7 separate regions of the Mus musculus genome follow, and regions 1, 2, 4, 5, 6 and 7 are each linked to region 3. The links are chromatin contacts, found by Hi-C in ENCODE. All regions are on one chromosome and are shown on one strand. The core of a region is the stretch at or near the end of the contact, and the rest is flanking DNA. Distances in the headings are between cores, read along the strand shown. Region 1 overlaps Myo10 (myosin X). Region 2 holds the start of Otulinl (OTU deubiquitinase with linear linkage specificity like). Region 3 holds the start of Ddx23 (DEAD box helicase 23). Region 4 holds the start of Cdh18 (cadherin 18). Region 5 has its middle 42 kb from the start of Myo10. Region 6 has its middle 23 kb from the start of 4930445E18Rik. Region 7 has its middle 140 kb from the start of Cdh18.

Region 1 (2,700 bases), core at 106-2,605, about 73 Mb before region 3:
CCCTGTGTATAGTAGGGCTTTTAGCCTCATTGCCGACCTTTCAGTTACTGGGTGTCGGTATCCCCAACTCCCTGATTGTGACAACAGATGTCTTCAGATTCTTTTTTTCCACAGAGGACAACTGTCAGTTAATTGTCAGCATAAGCAATGTTTCCCTAATGCTTGAGGGATAGGACATAAGTAAAAGAACACTTGGTGAAGGGACCCATGGGGGGACCAGATAGTGCCCATGTCAGTGTTCTGTTGTGGATTAAACTCCATGGCATGCTTTCAGCCTTTCCTAAAGGCTTCTCATGGCTTGGGGGATGTGGGACAAGCACACCGTATAAGCGCTACAGTTTCTTCCGTGTTGGGGCTGTGTTCCCCCTTGGGTGTCAGGCTTGAGTCTGTATTTACATTTACACCCTATGGACATTTGAGTCAACTCTGGTAATTCCTGTACAGCTGGGCCTGTGCCCCGGGCGTCTGCTTGTTCCCTCATGGGTCTCTTCACCAATCTCTCTTTTACTTATATCCTGTCCCTTGGGCATTAGGGAACTATCACTTATGCTGAGCAATTACCCAACTGTAGTTCTCTGTGTGAAGAAAGGGTCATGTTTTCTCAAAAGTCCCAGTAAGTAAGTTGCATCTTAGATCCTCAACTTGTGTGTTTTGGAGTTTCATTTCAGTTTCTTTAAAAAATAATTTAACACAGGCTTAGCATCGTCCCAGCTAGCTACGAGTATAGCTCAGCATTAGAATGCTTGCCCAGTCCTGTCAGGCTCTAGGTTCAGTCCCTATTGCCTCAAAACAGCTTTTATAAACCCCTCAGGGTACAGGAGGCCCTTCCTCTTTCTTGCCACCTGGTATCCCAGTGGTGACCTTTTACACGACAATAGTTTGGTAACAAAGCTGAAGTTCGGCATTAAAATGGTAGTTCACGTGCAGGCTGGAGACCTCACTCAGATTCCCTGGGTCCTGGACCCTCCTTCCTGCTTGCACACATTGCTATGTGCAGTTCCAAGCTGTGTTTCCCAGCGTACAGCAAGTGCTTCACCACCCAGAGTCTCAGTGGGACACTTTATGACAGTCCCTCAGGGACTCCTTATCATCTCTTTGTCCCTTTCTTCCCTCCTCCCATTTTTGCTCTCTAAAGTCTTGTCGCGCCGGAGATAGTCACATAAATGAATCCGGACAGAACAACGCATAGCCTTGCTGTGGTTCCGTTTTCAGACAGAGTCCCGTGGAGCCCAGACTGACCCGGAACTCAACGCCTTGCTGTGTAGCCAAGGATGACCTTGACCTCCTGATTTTTCCCACCTCCCCCTCCCCCCTTCCCAGGGCTGGGCTTCCAGGTGTGTGCCACAAACACCAGGGAGTGCTGAACCTGGGAGATGGCTTTATTTGCTCACTGCCCTTTGGCAGGCTTTCAGGTTCTGTGGCGGCAAGTTTGGCCTGGATTAGTGTCGAGTATAAGCTGCAGTTGGACATGTGTTACCCTCAGTTGCTGTGTCCACATCCATTCTGAGACTGACGGTTGCTTTCCTGTCATCCTTATCTTGTCTCCTGGCTATTCCGAGCTCACACTTTATGCCTGTCCTAAGTAAGTGTGAATGTGAAAGAACTATTTGAGGTCTAACATTATTTTTCAAAAATTTTTTGAAAAAATTAAATTTATTTTAGCTTTACAAAATGAGGTATGGTATATAATGTGTGCTGCTTGGTACACTCATGCCACGGGTGTTTCTGTGGACTTGGTTTTCTTCTTCCACCTGTGTGTGGGTCGGGAACTTAGGCTGTCAGGTTTACGCCTCACACACTTGTGCCTACTGAGCCATCCCTCTGGGCCTACACTTTCTCAAATGTACTTTGATGTACATTTTCTATTAGAATGCTTGGACATCATTTTACAGAAATGAGTCCGAGCTCCCCTTATCGGGGACAAGTTCGTCATGAAACGCCGTGAATCTGTGGCCAGGCTCTTGGAATTGGGTGTTCTCAGTGTCATAGCCCCAGTCCAGTCCAGTTCCACATGATGTGGCCAATTAAGCAACGGGCTTAACTGCTGTTTGCCTTGCGCGAGAGAGACGTCGCTGGACCCAGAACAAAGTGCACCAACAGTCGGATGGAGACAAATAGGGCTTCTTAAAAACCAGGACTTCAAGGACATTCAAACTTCCTTTGGGTCAGGCATTGTTCTGGTGGCAGTAAGGGCCTTAGCCTGGTGAAATGGTTTGGCAAGAAAAACTAGACTGTGTGACTGACAGCCTCCTCCCAAGGCCTTGGCACTCTGCCGGGAGCAATGGCTTCTAGCAGTGCGTGCTCCACTGGGAACCTAGGCAGAGCTTGTGAGGGAGTGAGGTGCTGGTGAAGGCCACCTGATCCACAGGCTTGGGGCTGTCCCTGTCTTTCTCAGTCCTGTGCTGGGACACTGACCTGCCTGCTTCCTTCCTGTGTGTTCTTGAGCCAACTTGCTGTGTCTCCTCCCTTGACCTCTCTTCTTGCTTCCTTCTCCTTGTAATCAATCAGGCTATGCAGAGATTGGCCCTGAGCCCTGGGGGGAACACCCTGTGTTACACTCTCGCCACCAAAGTTGAATGCCGAAGTCAAGGCAAAGAATTTCCCAATGCACCAGTCTTCTCTCTGGGTCACCCCTGATTTGTATGAAGAGTGGGCACATGTTTTTCTGCATGTGTGTGTGTGTGTGTATGTGCCTGCATA
Region 2 (2,700 bases), core at 115-2,614, about 71 Mb before region 3:
GGAAACGTTTTCCACAATCTTATCCTTGAATCTCACTTTGTCCTGCAAACCTACAGCAGACCCCACAGACTGAAACAAACGAAAGGTCCCTCTCTCTCCTTGGGCTCAGCGCACTGACACGCCTTGGACTTCGTGCAGAGAAAGGAAACGTTCTTGGTGGTTTTGTTAAGCCAAAGTAGGCATTCTGCAGTCTCCCAAACCAGCTCTTTCCCAGTCATGTCCTTGCCTCTGTTTCCAACTTTCTTTTCTCTGCCAAACTAAAGGAAGAAAGAAACAAAATAAAAAATGTTCGACTGGATACGCCCACAGGAAATACTTGGCTAATTCTATAATAACCTGAGGTGCATAAAGGTTAAACAAATGAGTTAATTCTCTAAACTTCAGAGACTTGGGTAATTTAGTCACAGACTAGGCTGGGAGAGGCCTTCGGAATTAACTTGTCCAGCATGCATTTCACGAATGGTTGATGTCTTGAATAACTCCTACCCAGACACTCTAGGGTGGACTGACGTCCAGACCTCGTGTCCTGAACAGTGTTGCTTCCACTACACAACACAGTGCTGTGTCAGAAGCTCCTACTAGGACGGAGAGCAGCAATTAGGAACATTCCCGGTGTCCAACAACCCCATTTACACACTGAAAGCAAGAACACACACAGCTTAGATTCACTACTAGGCTCACATTCCTTGAGTGGTAGATGGTGAAACACAGGATCCAGCGTGTGGCCCAACAAAACCTAGAGAAACTGAACCACGGACACAGCTGTGGGACCGGAAGAAAGACATTTCATCTCTAAGGTCTTTGGAGAGGACAGACCACTGCTACCCAGTGGGGCAGGGGCCCGAAATGCAATAGCGATCTACTGTCACCCTGTCCCCTTGGTGAGCATTTTTTTCCCCCTAAAGTCAAGAGTGTTCTCTGCGGTTTACAACTCTGGTTGCTGAAAAGGTGTGGGCCACATCCTCTCAAGGCGCAAACCCCGGTAGCTTAGTTTACAACCAAGTTGCTCCCTCGAGGACACCGACCAGCTTGTCCACGCGCCCGGGTACTCCTGGATAGACCCGCCTCTCTCCGATGGCCGGGGACTCAGATGCAACCCACGCACAGCCACGCGCGCGAGGTGTAGCCGTCCCCGCGCCACAAGCACCCTTCGCTCTCCCTCGCCCACCCTCCGCCGCCACTACACCCTCCGGGAGACTGTGCTCATCCCGGCGCCCACCTGAGGTGGTCCGAGCGCGCTCCCGCTCCCGCGGCGCGCTCCTCGGCGCCTCCATGCGGGATGCGCGCCTCCACCCGCGCGCACCCTCCGCTACAGCCCGGCGCCCCGCTCGCTTCTCCGCAGCCGCAGTCCCGAGCTCAGCTACTGTGACAGCCGTCCGTGCTCCCGCCCTGAACGCAGACTGACGCCCGGTGCCGCCACTCAGAAGCTAGGGCGGAGTCTAGGGCGGAGCCTCCGCGCGAGGTAGGCGTGAAGGGCGCGGCGGCGTGGAAAGCTCAGAAGCTCAGCGATGGGAGCGCTGCGGAGGCCGCGGCTCTGCCCCTAGGGCTGCACCTCCACGCTCACCCTGGGCGTTCCACTGGTTCGGATCTAGAGTCCTCTCGGGAGCTCTGCACCAGAGCCAGAGAACTTGGGGAAGAGACTGATGGGCCGAGGGACCGAATGCCCCTCACCAGCTCAGGACAGCTTGGTGCCTCGATTCCCTGTTCACCACGGGACAAACCTGCTATGTCTGCGCCGGAGAGCTAGAGGCTGGGATCCAAAAGCAACTGCACCCGGGGCTTGTTCCACTACGTGGGGCAGGGCTTCCTCGTCTTTCTGCATGGGTCAGCACATTCGGCTAATGCGTGCTTGGAACTGTTTAGGGACGAACAAGAGCATTCTTGACAAAAAGTGGTTCCATAAAGTAATTTCTTAATTGTTAAAAAACAATACAAAAAGCTAACAGAAAAAGTAAATGGCCTAACAAGAAAAGGATACAAGATTTTTTTTGCTCCTGATTAACTAATTTGATGGACCCCTCCTTTTTTCCAGAAGAAGACAAGAGAGGGGGAGGGGAAGAGGGAGGGGGAGGAGAAGAGGGAAGGGGAGAGGGAGGGGGAGGAAGAAGAAGAAGAAGAAGAAGAAGAAGAAGAAGAAGAAGAAGAAGAAGAAGAAGAGAAGAGGAGGAGGAGGAGGAGGAGGAGGAGGAGAAGAAGAAGAAGAAGAAGAAGAAGAAGAAGAAGAAGAAGAGGAGGAGGAGGAGGAGGAGGAGGAGGAGGAGAAGAAGAAGAAGAAGAAAAAGAAGAAGAAGGAGAAGAAGAAGAGAAGAAGAAGAAGAAGAAGAAGAAGAAGAAGAAGAAGAAGAAGAAGAAGAAGAAGAAGAATCATCTCCATGAGTACTTCCTTTTTCTCCAGTGCAGACAGATTCCAAATACAAAAAGACTAGCATGCAAAATATCCTGGCAGCCTCCGGAAAAATAAGCGCCATAACTAAAGAAACATGTGGAAACAGCCTGGAATTTTGTGTGAGTTCAATAGCCTTAGGGCTATGTCAACAAGTCATTGAAACATTGCAAGTCTCTCTGGATCTCAGAACAAAGGATCAAAAGGATCGTACATCTTTAGTCTTGCCTCAGAAATCCCTGTCAGACCAAAAGCCTGAGTCAGCAGCACCAGGCAACTAAGAGAGCTGGCTCAGCGGGACTTGTGGTCCACCGCGA
Region 3 (2,700 bases), core at 170-2,669:
TAGGAACTAGAGATTTGGGGGGGAAGTGGAAGTTACTGGTGACTTTCACTACAGCTGTAGGGAAAAAAAGGAAAAGGAAAACAAAATAAAGACAGGGGGCTGGGGAGATGGCTCAGCGGTTAAGAGCACTGACTGCTGTTCCAGAGGTCCTGAGTTCAAATCCCAGCAACCACATGGTGGCTCACAATCATCTGTGATGGGATATGATGCTCTCTTCTGGTGTGTCTGAAGAGAGCTATAATGTACTCAATCCACTAAATAAGTAGATTTTAAATAAGAAAAAGAAAGAAAGAAAATAAAGAAGACACTAAGCTTGAATGGCGTTTGTCTGGGACAGAATGAGAACTGTCAATAGAAGCAAAATACACTGTTAGGGGCCCGTGCAAAGGCATGTGACTCTCAACGTCATCTCAACGAGAACATTTGGAGAACTTTAAGCAGAGTATAATACGACCAAAAATTACATTTGAAAAGAATTACTCTGGTGACTTACAAGGAAATATGTAGACTTGGTTTTTGTTTTTTTTTTTTAATTACAGAAAATGCTTAATAGTCTACAAGTGTAATCATAGCACTAGGAAGGTGAAGGCAGTACTGAGCGTCCAAAGACAAAATGGACTAGGCTGCATACTGAATTCAAGGCCAGCTTAAGCTCCAAAAGACCCGGGCTCCAAAAGACCCTGGCCGTGCTTCCCAGTTCTCTGTAGGGCAAAGGCCAATTGTTTTCATTTAATTGTTCATCAAGCGCTACTATATATGCAACATTCAGCTGTAGGCCCCGTGGAAACTACAAAATGAAATTCTGTCCACAGGAAGCAGCAGATGGCACAAGACACGCCAAGATAAGAACGTTCAGGCGAAGAATCCAAAGTTGCCGGTCCTTTCCATTCGTAAAGAGGATATGGAAGGGCCCACAGAGGAAGTGGCTCGTTTTAAAGTACGAGTAGAATTTGAAGATGTGCAACTGTGGGTTAGGGTTAGAACTAATCTCCGGCCGAAGCACTAGTTGGCAACCCCGAGCCGGAAGGCATGGGGTGGGTTCTGGGAGCACATTAGAGTTCCTGTCTGGCCGAAGTAAGGAAACAAGAATTAAGTCAGACTGACGTATAACAAGGGCGATGTCCACGGGCCAAAGTCTAGGCTCATAATACAGTCCTGGAAGTGGCCTGTGCCCTGGGCAGCCAACACTGCTCCCGGGGCCCGCGCCCCTTTCACTCTTGCCCGCCGGAGCTGCCCTGGCTCGTGCCCCTTCCCTGAGGCGTTCTTCCCCTTCCGGGCTGAGGCTACGGCTATCTTCCCGCTCCTCACCCACTCTCCAAACTCGTGGGAGCCGCCTCCACCGCCAAGACTCACCACCCCGCGCCTGAACCGCCTAACGCGGCCTCAACGTCGCCGAACAGTCGCCATCTTTCGCGTTTCCAGATCACGGAGGAGCACCCAGGCCGCGCGGCAAGCCGGGAAAGGGAGTTCCTGGGCCTGCACCACGCGAGCTGACGAATAGGCCCTGAAAACTACCAATCCCAGAATGCACGGCGCGAGGGCCGGCCAGGCCGTAAGGTCTTCTGGGTAATGTGGTTTGCCAAAGGTTCGGTGTTTGTAGGAGAAAGAATTTTCCAAGTGTTGTCTTTCTACTTACAAGGTTCTTCCGCAGCAGTCTTTCTGGAATCTTCTAGTAGGTATTGCAGTTGATTTCAGTCAAAGCTGGCAGCTTTCAGCGAGAAAGTTTATACGGTAACAAATAATTTGCTTTTTTTTTTTTTTTTAAAGATTTATTTATTCATTATATGTAAGTACACTGTAGCTGTCTTCAGACACACCAGGGAGTCAGATCTCATTACGGATGGTTGTGAGCCACCATGTGGTTGCTGGGATTTGAACTCTGGACCTTTGGAAGAGCAGTCGGGTGCTCTTACCCACTGAGCCATCTCGCCAGCCCCCCCCCTTTTTTTTTGAAAAGTGTTTTTTATAAAAATTGTGAGAGAGATTATTGCCTCCGTGGATGAATGGAAGATAATGAACTAAAGATTAGTTCACTGGAGTAGCTTAGTACTTCACAATGAAGGTAGTACAGTTTTCACAGTAGAACTACTCCAGTCACAGGAGTAACCTTGGGGCCCCGGCAGGATGAATGCCTGAACAACCCCAGGGTACCCACTGTCCCCCTACTCCCAATAAATAATAAACTAACATTTCAGAGGTTTCCCTGGAAGGACTTCCCCCTCAAGTATCTTACTATTTATTCAACATTCCTCATGGGACCTTGCTTCCTCGTTTCCCTGGTCTTCAGGAACTGCCCACTTGGGCTACTTGTTATTGTTGATGTCTTCCTTCAGGTTCTCCATACATCAGTCCACCGAATTTTTCTTCTAGTCGTAGACCCACTTCCTTTCTCTTGGGTTCAAACAGTACCGTCAGCACCCGCTGAAACAGAATACAACATTGTGCGAGGTAGGATGGTTGAGATTAACCAGGGTACCCACTGCCTCCTTTTACATTTTCCATCCTCGGGTTTGCTTTAATCCCACATAGTTGTTGGTCTTTCTACTTTAAATTTATTCTATTTTTATCTGCATTGGTGTTTTACCTACATGCATGTCTGTGTGAGGGTGTCAGATCCCCTGGAGCTGAAGTTATAGACAGTTGTGAACTGCCCTATGGATGCCGGGAATATGAACCTGGGTCCTCTGGAAGAAAAACCAG
Region 4 (2,732 bases), core at 35-2,534, about 76 Mb before region 3:
TATGTTGAGGGTGAGTTATGCTGTATGCTGTATTCATCTACAGCAGCATCATGAGAAAAATCCCAACCTTGATGCTAAAGCTCACATCTGTTTTGCACATTAGCAAATCTGCATCCTGTTAACACTACCTCTTTTCAACCGGAGAGTTTTTCCTCTGGTGTGCATTCAAAAGGGGCTTTGGTAGTTTTAGCAACTATGTATCCAAAGGAATGCTATTTTCTTGGTGTCGGCAACCAATGAGAATCCCTTACGAGTGTTGATATCCCTGTCATGAGACCCTTGGAGTAGTCGCTCCATTTCGAAAAACACCCACCCTTGTTTACTATGATGCTTCCAGTGAGATGCAGGATGGTATTGATGGGTGAGTGTGCGTGACTGACTTCCCGCTGGGAGAAAGTACTGAAGCTGCCTCAGCTGCTCACATCAATTTTGAAAACAGCCAGTCAGGCCTGAAATCCCTGTTATCATAAGCTGTGTACATTACAAAGCGTTGTAATTTATTCAGGAGTCAGAAGAGGTGAGAAGTTCACGCATGGCTTAGTTCTTCTGGCACTAGCAAGAGGCTGGGAAGGCACTGCAGTACCATTCATCTTCAGAAATATAATGCTGACCTCCAAGAGGAAGCTCCATCTAATATAAACCCTACACGCCTTGAGTACTTGGGACACGGCATGAAAGGGCATCTCTCAGGCTAAATCGCTGGACTTCCTCTATACTAGGGATCGCTGATGAGTGAGCCAGCAGTTGGATGTTTAGCAGGCTGTGACGACTTTGCACGGAAATATGAAAATTTATTACCAGCTTGCCACATCAGCGCTTGCCCTGCCTGCCTTTGCTCTTTCCCTTCTGATGTATACTCCCATTCCATCTGACAGTCATCCCTTGCTCTGGCCCCTACTTTCCCATCCCCCGCAGAGTACTGCTGGTCTAAACTGTCACCCGAGTCGTCCTGCGTCCTGCATCCTGGCTGTCATTTTTGAAGAACACAAGATTTTTGTTTTGTTTGCCTGTGTGTGTGTGTGTGTGTGATTCTTATTAACCTTATTGCTTTCTGTGTGACCTTGTCTATGGGACAAAAAGGGTATTTGTGCAGCCCCAAAAGTATGTACGGTGGGGTGGGGGAGAAGGAAGCAAAAGGGGAAGGGAGTAGAGGGAGAGTCAGGGAGGAAGGAGGAGAGACTGCGAGAGCCGAGCTGAGCAGCAGGCCGACACGAGCTGCCAGCCAATCAGAGACGCGCTCGGGAGCTGCAGAGACCCAGCCTGGGAGCCTGGGGCTGGAGGTGCGGAGCCGGAGCCTGGGCTCTCCGAGGACCGTGAGCAGCAGTGCCCAGAGCTCTGAGAAAGTGCCCCCTGTGCTTCTCATAAATTAAGTTCCTTTCCAGCAGTTAGGGCAAGTCAGCCAAGGTAAGGTTTCAATACATCACACTTTACTCTGTCGTGACATTAATATTTTTGTACAATGGGGCTGCTTACTCAGTTCGGAGTGAAACAGCATTGGTGAAATCTTCCTCCTGGATGCTTTTCACAAGATACTGTGCTAATGGGAAAGTTGCAGCCGGCAGCCTTGCCGCTAGTATAAATTTGTGTTTTTCATGCCGGAATGCTGCTATACAGCCTATGGAATGTGGTGCTTCCAATCCAGCTGGTTCCGTGTGTTCTATGGATGTGCGGTTCTGAGGATGTGCGGTTCTGAGGATGTGCGTGTGTGTTAACTGCTCTGCCCCTGAAGAAGTTGGAAGGGGACTCTGCCAGCACATTTGAATACTGAGGGTATCCAATTCAGAGGCATTTATGTCAGTCTGAAAAAAGTGAGATCAGCGTGGTCCGACTCAAACAGGGATTTTGCAATTGGATTTTACATGGTGCTTTTTAATTATGGTCTTTCCAGTATCCTGCAAAATGACAAGGTATCTGCACACTGAAACTGCTGCAAGATGAACAATTTTGTCTTGTTTTGTTTTTGTTCTCTCTTGGATTTTGAGAAATTTCTTATTTTTTTTCCTTTTTTTTTTAATGTTTTCCTTCCCAAGCTGTTTTCATAGATAAATGTTTATGAAAACCTAAGGTGAAACTTTTATGTTTTTACCAAAGGCACAGTAATGATGCAGGCAGAGAAGCCCGCTGACTCCTGGAGCACTAGCTAGTTTATTTAGTGTCTCTGTGTGTTTGTTAACTCTCAGTCAGTGCCTTAACTTGCCAACCTTGTTCTGTTCTGAGTGTACATTCATCTAATTTTGTCTTTGTTTCCACATCTGACAATCAAGGTAAATAGCTTCCATTCTTGTCTGTGAGTGTGCTGTGCATGAAGATGTGTAGCCAAGCAAAGCTTTCATGTGTTAACAGGTGAAAACAGAATCTTATTAGTTAGGGTTGTTAAAATATCCTTACCTCATGTCAATTGCCTTGTCAAGATAAGTGATCCTTGTGGTTTCTCAAATAAAAATTCTTAGGAATAAAAAATACTGTGCTTTTTGGTTTGCTCAGGTGATGGCATGCCTGCTGTGAGTCCAGAGACAGATCAGAGAAAAATTTTGTTATGCAGCCAAAAACCTAACTGTATGCACTCCTTGCATTTTCCAACCTTTTTCTACCTCTCTGAGATCACCCACAGATGTTAAAAGCAGGAGGCTATCCTTCTGCAATAACCATTCTCTGTCTGAGGATATAATCTCCTCAGAGAACATATTAGGTCCTGAATTAAGAGTTTGAAACCCAGAGAAGATCTTGTGCAT
Region 5 (2,721 bases), core at 170-2,669, about 73 Mb before region 3:
TACAGTGCACATCTGTCTACTGCGCATGCCTACAGCGCATGTCTGTCTACAGCGCATGTCTATCTCTCTCCCTAATTCCAGGACTCAGAGTCGGGAGACCCTGAACTGAAATCACAAGCAGACATAAATCTTTCCTCTTTTAAATGGTTTTCCTCAGGTGTCCGTTACAGTGACTAAAGTCTGATGACATGGGAGACAGAGACACGTGGCTCTGCAGTTATCTAAATGCCCCGTTAGATAAAGCAACCTTTGTTTCTTTGGTAGCTTGCTTTAGAAAACCCTTCTCACCCCCAGGTCTCACTGAGGCGATAGGAGACAGATGTTTAAACAACCTTTCCATTTTTTTAACAAATGTGATACATTAGATACAATGTAGATCTATGTGGGGTATGCAGGAGAAAGCCTCAAAGACAGTTCACATATACACCACTGCTTTATGGCTATTGTATTATATTTTGCTTTGTTTTTTATAGATAAAGCTAAAAAAAAAAAATTACATAGGCCTGACTGCCACTAAACTCCAAAGATCTGCCTGCCTCTGCCCTCTGAGTGCTGGAATTAATGGTGTGCCTTCATGTACAACGGCCCAGCTTTCTTGAAATAAATGCAATATACAAGAAAAGAGTTTTGACTTGGCCAAAGTTAGAGGCTTTTAACAGCCCCACCACTCTGGCAAAGGGGAAAATTGTGTCCCATAAATACTCCTGGTATGCTAATTAGCAAAAAGGGGCAGGAACTGTCTCTGCTTATTGTTCTACAGTAGGCCTTTCTGAAGAGTGGGATTTAGACATCTCCCATTCAGAGGGCTGCACACATCCTTCTGAGGAAAGCTTTCATCATTTGCTTCCGGGCAGGGAGAAACTATGTCACAGTGTATATGGCCCAGGGCTCTTAACAAGGTCGAAGGGATCAGGATCGTAGTTAACGCTGTGACCAACCCTTGAGGGCCAGCAGAAGGGTTTTATGGAGTCTTCAGACTCTTTTTCTGATAACAACTCAAAAAAACTACTGATCTTGAAGACCAATCAAAATGCCCAACAGTTTCATAGCAAATGTATGCTGTGGATGGAGCCATCAAATATTTGCTGAAATAAACCTGAATCTGGCAAAGAGAGTTACCAACAACTTAAAGCCCCAAAAGGAAAACTGACTGGAGGAGGCAGACACAATTTATAACCCTTCACTGTACCAGGAACTGGAAGCCCACTTCAGGCATTCCACAGTCCACCCTCAGGATGGACACAGCTAGGCCACCTCACTCTTAGGGACTTGGCTTTTTCCCTTCCCTATCCTAAGATCAAAAAAACGTAACCACACAGAGAACACAACATCTCGAATCCCCAGTGTCACTCCTCTGAGATCCAGTTCTCACTCCAGCTGTAAAGTCCATCACATCCCAATTTAGTAGCTATTCTTTTGCGAGTCACAGTAAACACCATCGCAGACACAAACATGCGGTCCAGGTAGTGAGAAACCGCTGCCAAAAATATCACAAGCTCTCCACAGGCAAACTTCCTCACTTCGGCTCTCTCCAGGACTTCAAGGACCCTGTGTGCCCCGTTGTCTGCCACACAATGCACACTGAGAGGCCTTTTATGGAATAGCAGTCCTCTTGCTTTCCTGCCTCAAGCAGTGTGTGTGTGTGTGTGTGTGTGTGTGTGTGTGTGTGTGTGTGTGTGTGTGTCTGCAGGCTGTGAGCTGTGACCTGAGCCAACAACAAGGCCTTGTAGTTCAGGGACAACTGCCCATTAAGAGGAGGGAAAAGGTCACTGGAAAAAGGAGTTCTGCCTGTTGAGGGCCTCGCTCAGCAAGATGTCATGACTATCCCATTCACCACAGAGAAATCAATTGTTACAGCTATCTGTTTATTGGGGAATAGGGCTTGAACGGCTTAGCGAGGGGGGATCTCTATGAGTTCTCCCTCCTCGATATCTTGCAATTCAGATTTTACTTTCTGGTAAGAGGGAAAAGGAGAGAGGCTGTAATTGTCTGCCAACCCCTAGGCATGTTCTTGGGAATCTCCTAAGAGCACACAGCCTGAGCTATGGGCCTGGAGGAGATTCATAAGTAAGCCAAGGCTGGGTTATAAGGACTTTACATTTGGTAGTGGCTGCACTCATTGGACGCGCTGTACTTGAGAAGTGTTTGAGTTAGATCCGCTGTGTATCTCATGCAGCAGAGGCTGCCTACATCCGTTCGTCTGATTTTTCTTTTTAATTCTAACTTCTTGGGGAATAGGGAATAAAATCAACTAATCTATATGGCACCCAGGACACTAGAAGAACACCGAGTCACAGGGCTTTCTGAACCAACCTTTCTTTCGCTCCCTTTTTACATTTTTATTTATTTCCTTGAAGACAGGGTGTCTCTATTATCCCTGGCTGGCCCGGAACTCAGTATAAAGACTGGGCTGGCCTCAAATGCTAGCATGGAACTCAATTGACTTTTTTTTTTTTTTTTTTTTTTTTTTACTTTTCTTCATTTCTTTTTCCTTCAGGTTCGTAGTTCTCATCTTTTTGTTTGTTTGTTTGTTTGTTTGTTTTTCCTGTCTCCCTACAAGTCTGTCTATTTCTCTCAATCTCTTCTCCCCCTTTGCTTTCTGTTTCTGCTTCCCAGAGGGGCTGGCTTTGAGGGTCCACCAAGGCTTTCAGAGTAGGGCTGGGCAGAGGGGAGAGAAGTGGGCAATGTTTTCTGGAGGATTTGAGGGAAGCAGGAAAGTCT
Region 6 (2,700 bases), core at 137-2,636, about 73 Mb before region 3:
CTGCTACTGCTATGAATTATAATGTAAATATCTAATTTATATACAAATATTTTACATAAGGCAGGATATCAGATATGTGACCCCTATGAAAAGGTCATTTGACCCCCTACAGGGTCACAACCCATAGGTTGAGAACCATTGGTTTAGGGGATTCCTTACCCCCCCCCCCACCCTGAGGCTTTGGGCCTTGTTTTAAATTACAAGGAGGGACTGGACAGATGGCTCAGTGGTTAAAAACACTGACTGCTCTTCCAGAGGTCCTGAGTTCAATTCCTAGCAACCACGTAGTGGCTCACAACAATCTGTAATGGGATCTGATGCCCTCTTCTGGTGTGTCTGAAGACAGCTACAGTGTACTCATATACATACAATAAATAAATCTTTAAAAAAGAAAACTTACAAGGAATAACTCTTTGAATAGCATGGGACTCCTGGTCTGAGTCTCCACTTAACCCCTCCAAAAACTACCATATCTGGCCTCTAAAACCACTTGGCTGCTACTTCCTCTTCAACAATTACTGCTTGAGCCATGACCTCTGACCTCTGTGACTCACTGGAACAGGTGACCCTGACTCATGGACCTGAAAAACTCCCATTCCTCACCGTCAACAGGAACACAGGAACACTTTGGTGCAAATGGTCCCAAGGGCATGTCATGGCCCAAATCTCTCAATCTCTCTCGATGTCCTACTTGGTTACAAGAAGGCAGGCCTTTGTTTTTTCCTCCCAAAGGCCCAGGACAGTGTGGACAATTCTTAACATGTCTTAACTCTCCCTTGCTCAGACAAAGTCAGAAGATGCTCTTAAAAAAAAACAAAAAAACAAAAACAAAAACAAAAAAATCTACTTTAACTCTTTCAGAAATAAACTAGAAAAAAAACCTCATCTTTCTTCTTCTACAACTTATTGCAAAATCTACAAAGAAATTCCTACTGAATTATCTGTTTTCTCACCAAATGTCTCCTCCCTTACTGCCTGAGGCCCACTGGGCTGCCATGGGAATCACTTTTGACTTTCTCCCTAAGGTTAGATTGTAAAAGCTCACACAAGCAAGTCAACAAGTGTCAGGAAACAAACCAAACATACCCTCTGAGTCTAGGCACTAACTCCTTTTTCCTTTACATGTTCACTGTGTCAATGTTTGCCTGTCACTTCACCTTTTAGACCATCCCAGGCATGTGTGCGCCTTGGAACCCTGTCCTTTCAAAGAGTGAAGGCAAACAAAGGATGTCGGGAGTCTCCAGGGTGACTTCAACCCAGTCTCTGAGCAAGGGCTTTCTTCCCTTCCAACTGACCTTCCTCCCTCTTCAAACTCAACTGCTGGGTATCTGGAATTTCTCCCTCAGGGGTGGAGGTCAGAGCTGTGGCGTCAGAGAACCCAGACCCCTTGGCCTACTAAGCCTTGTCAGTGACTATTAGTATAAACGCAGGTAGGGAGGCAGCTGCTCTGCCAGCTGGTGAGGAGACATAGCAGACTTCTGCCCTCCCACCCCTGAGGATCCCTTAATGAAGTACTAGCTCACTACAGACTTCAAGCAGCACCTCAGGGAACGTGGGAACGGAGCAGGGGATTGCTTGTCAATAGTGCATGAGCACAGAAAGCCCTAGAAATACGTGCTTAAGGGCGACTTGCAGCACGCGGGGGGGGGGGGGGGGGATGAGTCACTCAGTGACACAGATCAGATAAAATAGCTGTCTTAAAGTCTGCTTTCAGCTGAGGGGGAAAAAAAAAACCATTCCACAAACTGTCTTTTACTTCCGCCTTCTGGGTAGACTTTCTGCTGAGAGATGTCGAAACAGGAAGAGTAGCCAGATCTTTTCACAGCTTTTCCTATAAATAAATAAGTGAGGTAAGAGAACGGGGTGATGATGTAGCTCAGCGGTAGAGTGCTAGGGCAAGGCCACACACACACACACACACACACACACACACACACACACACACGAGAAAAAGGAGGCAGGAAAGTTTCGTTTGTGTACCTGTGTGTGTAAGCACACATGCGTGTATTTGCGTTTGTGTAGGCAAGGTTTGTAAATACACATGGGGCATACCTGTGGGAGTTCTGTATGTAAGCATGAACTGTTGTATAAGGTCATATTTATTTTTAATACTTTTGTTCAGTAGGTGATCACTCCAAAGCAATGGCTCATTTCTCTATGAAATAAATGCAGCTCTTTCATCTCAACGGTGAGGTCTAACACAACCTCTAAACTTTCCCATACTCCAAGAAATAATCAGCTCAGATACGACTTTCACAGACCACGGGGCTTAACGCTTTCAGCCTTGACGTTATCTGAGACATCCCAAGTACTGTAAACTCCCCATTCCATTTAGCAACATGTGCAGGCATAATCCTGATGTTTCTTATTGGCTAATAACCATAATTCTGCACACTGCTTCTCACGCTGAAGTAACGTAAGCCAAAACATGCTGAGTCCCAGACGTCTACACATGCACGACACTCCAATTTTTGTGTGCCTAGAGACACATCAGCAACTCCTCCTCATCGCACGACAGTCTTGAGCAGCCTGCGTCCGTTGTGATTTGCAGACATTCAGTCAGTGCTCCGGTGCTGGGCTCCACTAGCTGGGCTGTGTCTGCTGTATTTTGACTTATTTGATACTGTTTCTTTCCTCTCCTCTGAGCAGCTTTCTGGAATCTCCTGGGGCCTCTGCTCTTGGGCTGGATCTGGCTGGTAC
Region 7 (2,700 bases), core at 12-2,511, about 76 Mb before region 3:
ATAGAGATAGTTAGATATAGATATAGATAGATAACTTAGAAGAGCTTGATAAATACCTTCATGCAGAATCAAGCTTCTGTGTGCTTTGGGGTTCTATAGACTTTATAAATACAAAGGTATACATACAAAGGTAAAGTCGCACATGGAGAGGAGGCCGATGCTAGGAGTCAAATATTGATGCACGCAGGAGAGTAAATGCTAGAATAAGGAAGGCATTAGGCATCTCAAATAATTTGTACAAAATCCTCAGAACATGAAGGAGGAAAATGTAAGAAAAAAGTCATCCTCACAAAAGAAGCTGTAGGCCTGGCACACCGCAGTGTCATGGGAGTAACTGGCATCATGTAAGCATCAGTGTTAGATGAGCCCAGGCTTGGTGGGATTCAATTATTCACTGAATAAACATAGTTGCATCTAATGCTGCTTTGGAGGCAGATGTGATTGAAACCTGGTGTCCAATGTCCTCTCAGCCTTCAATTTTCAGGGGCTCCACTGGGTTTCTATTTGTTTGATTTTCATTTTTCGGCAATAACAATTGACTCTTCTTCATAAGGCAGGTAAACATCATCTGTACGCTCACAAATAAGATCCAACTTTAGTGTTCCCTTTACTGATCTCTGTGGTATTATTCTATATCATTCCTAGTAGTGCTGCCAAGTCAATTTAATCAGCCTTCACTGCCAATTATTAAAATGTCTGTTGGATGCACAGATCTAATTTTCTGTTTTCAGGGAGCAAGTTCTATTTAAGAGACATGTGCATAAAAATAGGTATAATGTTACTCACAAGTGCTGAAAACTATGCAGAGTGAGATTAGCATCCGGGCAATTCAAGATTTCTTCTTGGAGATTCAGAGTAAATTACATGGTGCAGCTGCAAATGAAAGCTGAGTGGGAGTCTGGTTGCTGGAGAACACATGTCAAGAAAAAAAAAAAAAGTCTGGTGACACTGAACTGTGGCATCCAAGTACACGGAAATTCAGTGAGTGGCAGGAGGTTGTCACGGCTCAAAGAAAAAGCAGCCCGTGTGCTAGAAGATCTCCAGTTTTCTGAAAGTTTGATAGAAAGGTATTTCATAACTACGAGAGATGAGTAAAGTAAGAGCAGAGGGTAATATAGTTAACTTAATGCATTCCCAACGGGGTTATTTTCAGTTTCAGCTCTGACATACAAAGAAGTTGCAAGCCACGGCTTCATAAATACACAACAAGAAAGAGCTGAGCACAGTGAAAAAAAAAAAAAAACTTGACAGATCCATCAGGGAATTGAGGTCAGAGAATGCCATTTCCGCTCAGAGATGCACAGCTGAAGTCTGCTTTTGAGGAAGTGGCTCTGATGCAGCCTCATACTGGCTGAACTACGTCAGTGCTATTATAGTATCTTGGGTTTCTGGTGTCCATATCTAGCAAAGCATAAGCACGATAATACTTGAAGACTAGAGATAAAAGAACCACATTATTCCTAAGCATTATCCTAAGGAACTTCATGTTTTCTTAGTCCAGATAGAGGATAAATCTCTCATGGGAAGTCCAGGGAAAGGCGTTATTATCCTTCTAAATTATACACCAAGCCTTTTTTTCTCCTACACATACTTACTAGCTAACCAGGATAATATACTTGTAACAGCCTAGTGTGTGTGTGTGTGTGTGTGTGTGTGTGTGTGTGTATGTGTATGTGTGTGTGAGAGAGAGAGATTAAATTATTATAATTATTTTTCAACATATTTCCTTCACATAGGGGAATGCAAACCTAGTTAACTGAGTTCTAAGGAAAAAGACCAAAGATGTCAGCCAGCAGAGGAAGAAACAGAAGATCTGGGAGAATATTAGTACACTTGTGTGAGACATAGCCCTAATGCATAGCTTTACTAATGCACTGAGACTCTATAATAACAAAGACATACATTTGAATAGCTCTAGGCAGCACCCACAGATTATGTATTTAAAAAAAAAGCAAGACACAAATTTTCTAAGGAGGAAAAGTTTAGAAAACTCAAATAAAGGGGGGCACAATAATTTTTAGAAAAAGTTGAAAATTTGTGTTTCTACAATTAAAGCTATTTTTAACAATGTAGTAAAAATAGGGAGAGATACTGTCATCAAGTGTGAAATGAATAGATGTAAAATCAGATTGACATGCAAAAAATATGATTAACCTTTAGAGAAACCAGTGAAAAGTAATGGGAATATCGGGAATGGGGTTGAAACCAGCGTCAGTGTCAGAGAAACAGAATTACAGCAAATGCTAAGTTAAGAACACACACACTGACAGCACTAGAGACCTCCTGAAATGAAGACCGAGCCAAAAAAAAAAAAAAAAAAAAAGTTGTCATAGATCTTGAAACATGCCAGAATGAAGTGTAGAGATAAAAACAATAATGGGAGCCGGGCTGTGGTGGTGCATGCCTTTAATCCCAGCACTTGGGAGGCAGAGGCAGCGAATTTCTGAGTTCGAGGCCAGCCTGGTCTACAGAGTGAGTTTCAGGACAGCCAGGGCTACACAGAGAAACCCTGTCTCAAGAAACAAAACAAAACAAAAAACAAAAACAAACAAACAAACAAACAAAAAACAATAATGGGAACTTATAGAAGGGTAGTGAAAACATAAAATAATATGCAGTGAGAATACTGCAGGGAATAGAAAAATAATATTTTTCTTAGGTAAACACATATGGTGTGTCATATCCAGTGGCAATAAACAC

What was found. A loop is a pair of places that touch in the nucleus more often than their neighbours do.
Region 1: a map of T-helper 1 cell shows a loop between it and region 3 (12-fold over the local background). The contact joins the enhancer-like site here to the promoter of Ddx23 in region 3. A Hi-C loop is called at or near these places in 2 of 37 maps with a recorded cell type or tissue (T-helper 1 cell and T-helper 2 cell).
Region 2: a map of regulatory T cell shows a loop between it and region 3 (17-fold over the local background). The contact joins the promoter of Otulinl here to the promoter of Ddx23 in region 3. A Hi-C loop is called at or near these places in 1 of 37 maps with a recorded cell type or tissue (regulatory T cell).
Region 4: a map of T-helper 17 cell shows a loop between it and region 3 (34-fold over the local background). The contact joins the promoter of Cdh18 here to the promoter of Ddx23 in region 3. A Hi-C loop is called at or near these places in 3 of 37 maps with a recorded cell type or tissue (T-helper 1 cell, T-helper 17 cell and T-helper 2 cell).
Region 5: a loop to region 3 is called in a map of T-helper 2 cell, with 13 times the contacts of the local background. The contact joins the enhancer-like site here to the promoter of Ddx23 in region 3. A Hi-C loop is called at or near these places in 3 of 37 maps with a recorded cell type or tissue (T-helper 1 cell, T-helper 17 cell and T-helper 2 cell).
Region 6: a loop to region 3 is called in a map of T-helper 17 cell, with 20 times the contacts of the local background. The contact joins the enhancer-like site here to the promoter of Ddx23 in region 3. A Hi-C loop is called at or near these places in 2 of 37 maps with a recorded cell type or tissue (T-helper 1 cell and T-helper 17 cell).
Region 7: a loop to region 3 is called in a map of T-helper 17 cell, with 32 times the contacts of the local background. The contact joins the enhancer-like site here to the promoter of Ddx23 in region 3. A Hi-C loop is called at or near these places in 2 of 37 maps with a recorded cell type or tissue (T-helper 17 cell and T-helper 2 cell).

What each region holds. Positions count from the first base shown.
Region 1 is chr15:25,631,849-25,634,548 of GRCm38, forward strand. All of the region lies in intron 1 of Myo10 (myosin X), which reads left to right. Among named protein-coding and RNA genes, the nearest start is that of Myo10, 11 kb to the left of the region's middle. Within about 2 kb of position 1,356, at least 1 of the 3 ENCODE cell types and tissues checked has a DNase peak (open chromatin) inside an H3K27ac peak, as active enhancers do.
Region 2 is chr15:27,680,178-27,682,877 of GRCm38, forward strand. It overlaps Otulinl (OTU deubiquitinase with linear linkage specificity like), which reads right to left and starts at 1,365. Exons shown (of 8, transcript NM_001242423.1): 1 at 1,220-1,365. The coding sequence starts at 1,274.
Region 3 is chr15:98,661,470-98,664,169 of GRCm38, forward strand. It overlaps Ddx23 (DEAD box helicase 23), which reads right to left and starts at 1,420. Exons shown (of 17, transcript NM_001080981.1): 1 at 1,354-1,420.
Region 4 is chr15:23,035,179-23,037,910 of GRCm38, forward strand. Cdh18 (cadherin 18) reads left to right here and starts at 1,285. Exons shown (of 12, transcript NM_001081299.1): 1 at 1,285-1,404.
Region 5 is chr15:25,579,337-25,582,057 of GRCm38, forward strand. No RefSeq gene overlaps it. Among named protein-coding and RNA genes, the nearest start is that of Myo10, 42 kb to the right of the region's middle. Within about 2 kb of position 1,420, at least 1 of the 3 ENCODE cell types and tissues checked has a DNase peak (open chromatin) inside an H3K27ac peak, as active enhancers do.
Region 6 is chr15:25,268,070-25,270,769 of GRCm38, forward strand. No RefSeq gene overlaps it. Among named protein-coding and RNA genes, the nearest start is that of 4930445E18Rik, 23 kb to the right of the region's middle. Within about 2 kb of position 1,387, at least 1 of the 3 ENCODE cell types and tissues checked has a DNase peak (open chromatin) inside an H3K27ac peak, as active enhancers do.
Region 7 is chr15:22,897,068-22,899,767 of GRCm38, forward strand. It overlaps a transcript of Cdh18 not described here. Among named protein-coding and RNA genes, the nearest start is that of Cdh18, 140 kb to the right of the region's middle. Within about 2 kb of position 1,262, at least 1 of the 3 ENCODE cell types and tissues checked has a DNase peak (open chromatin) inside an H3K27ac peak, as active enhancers do.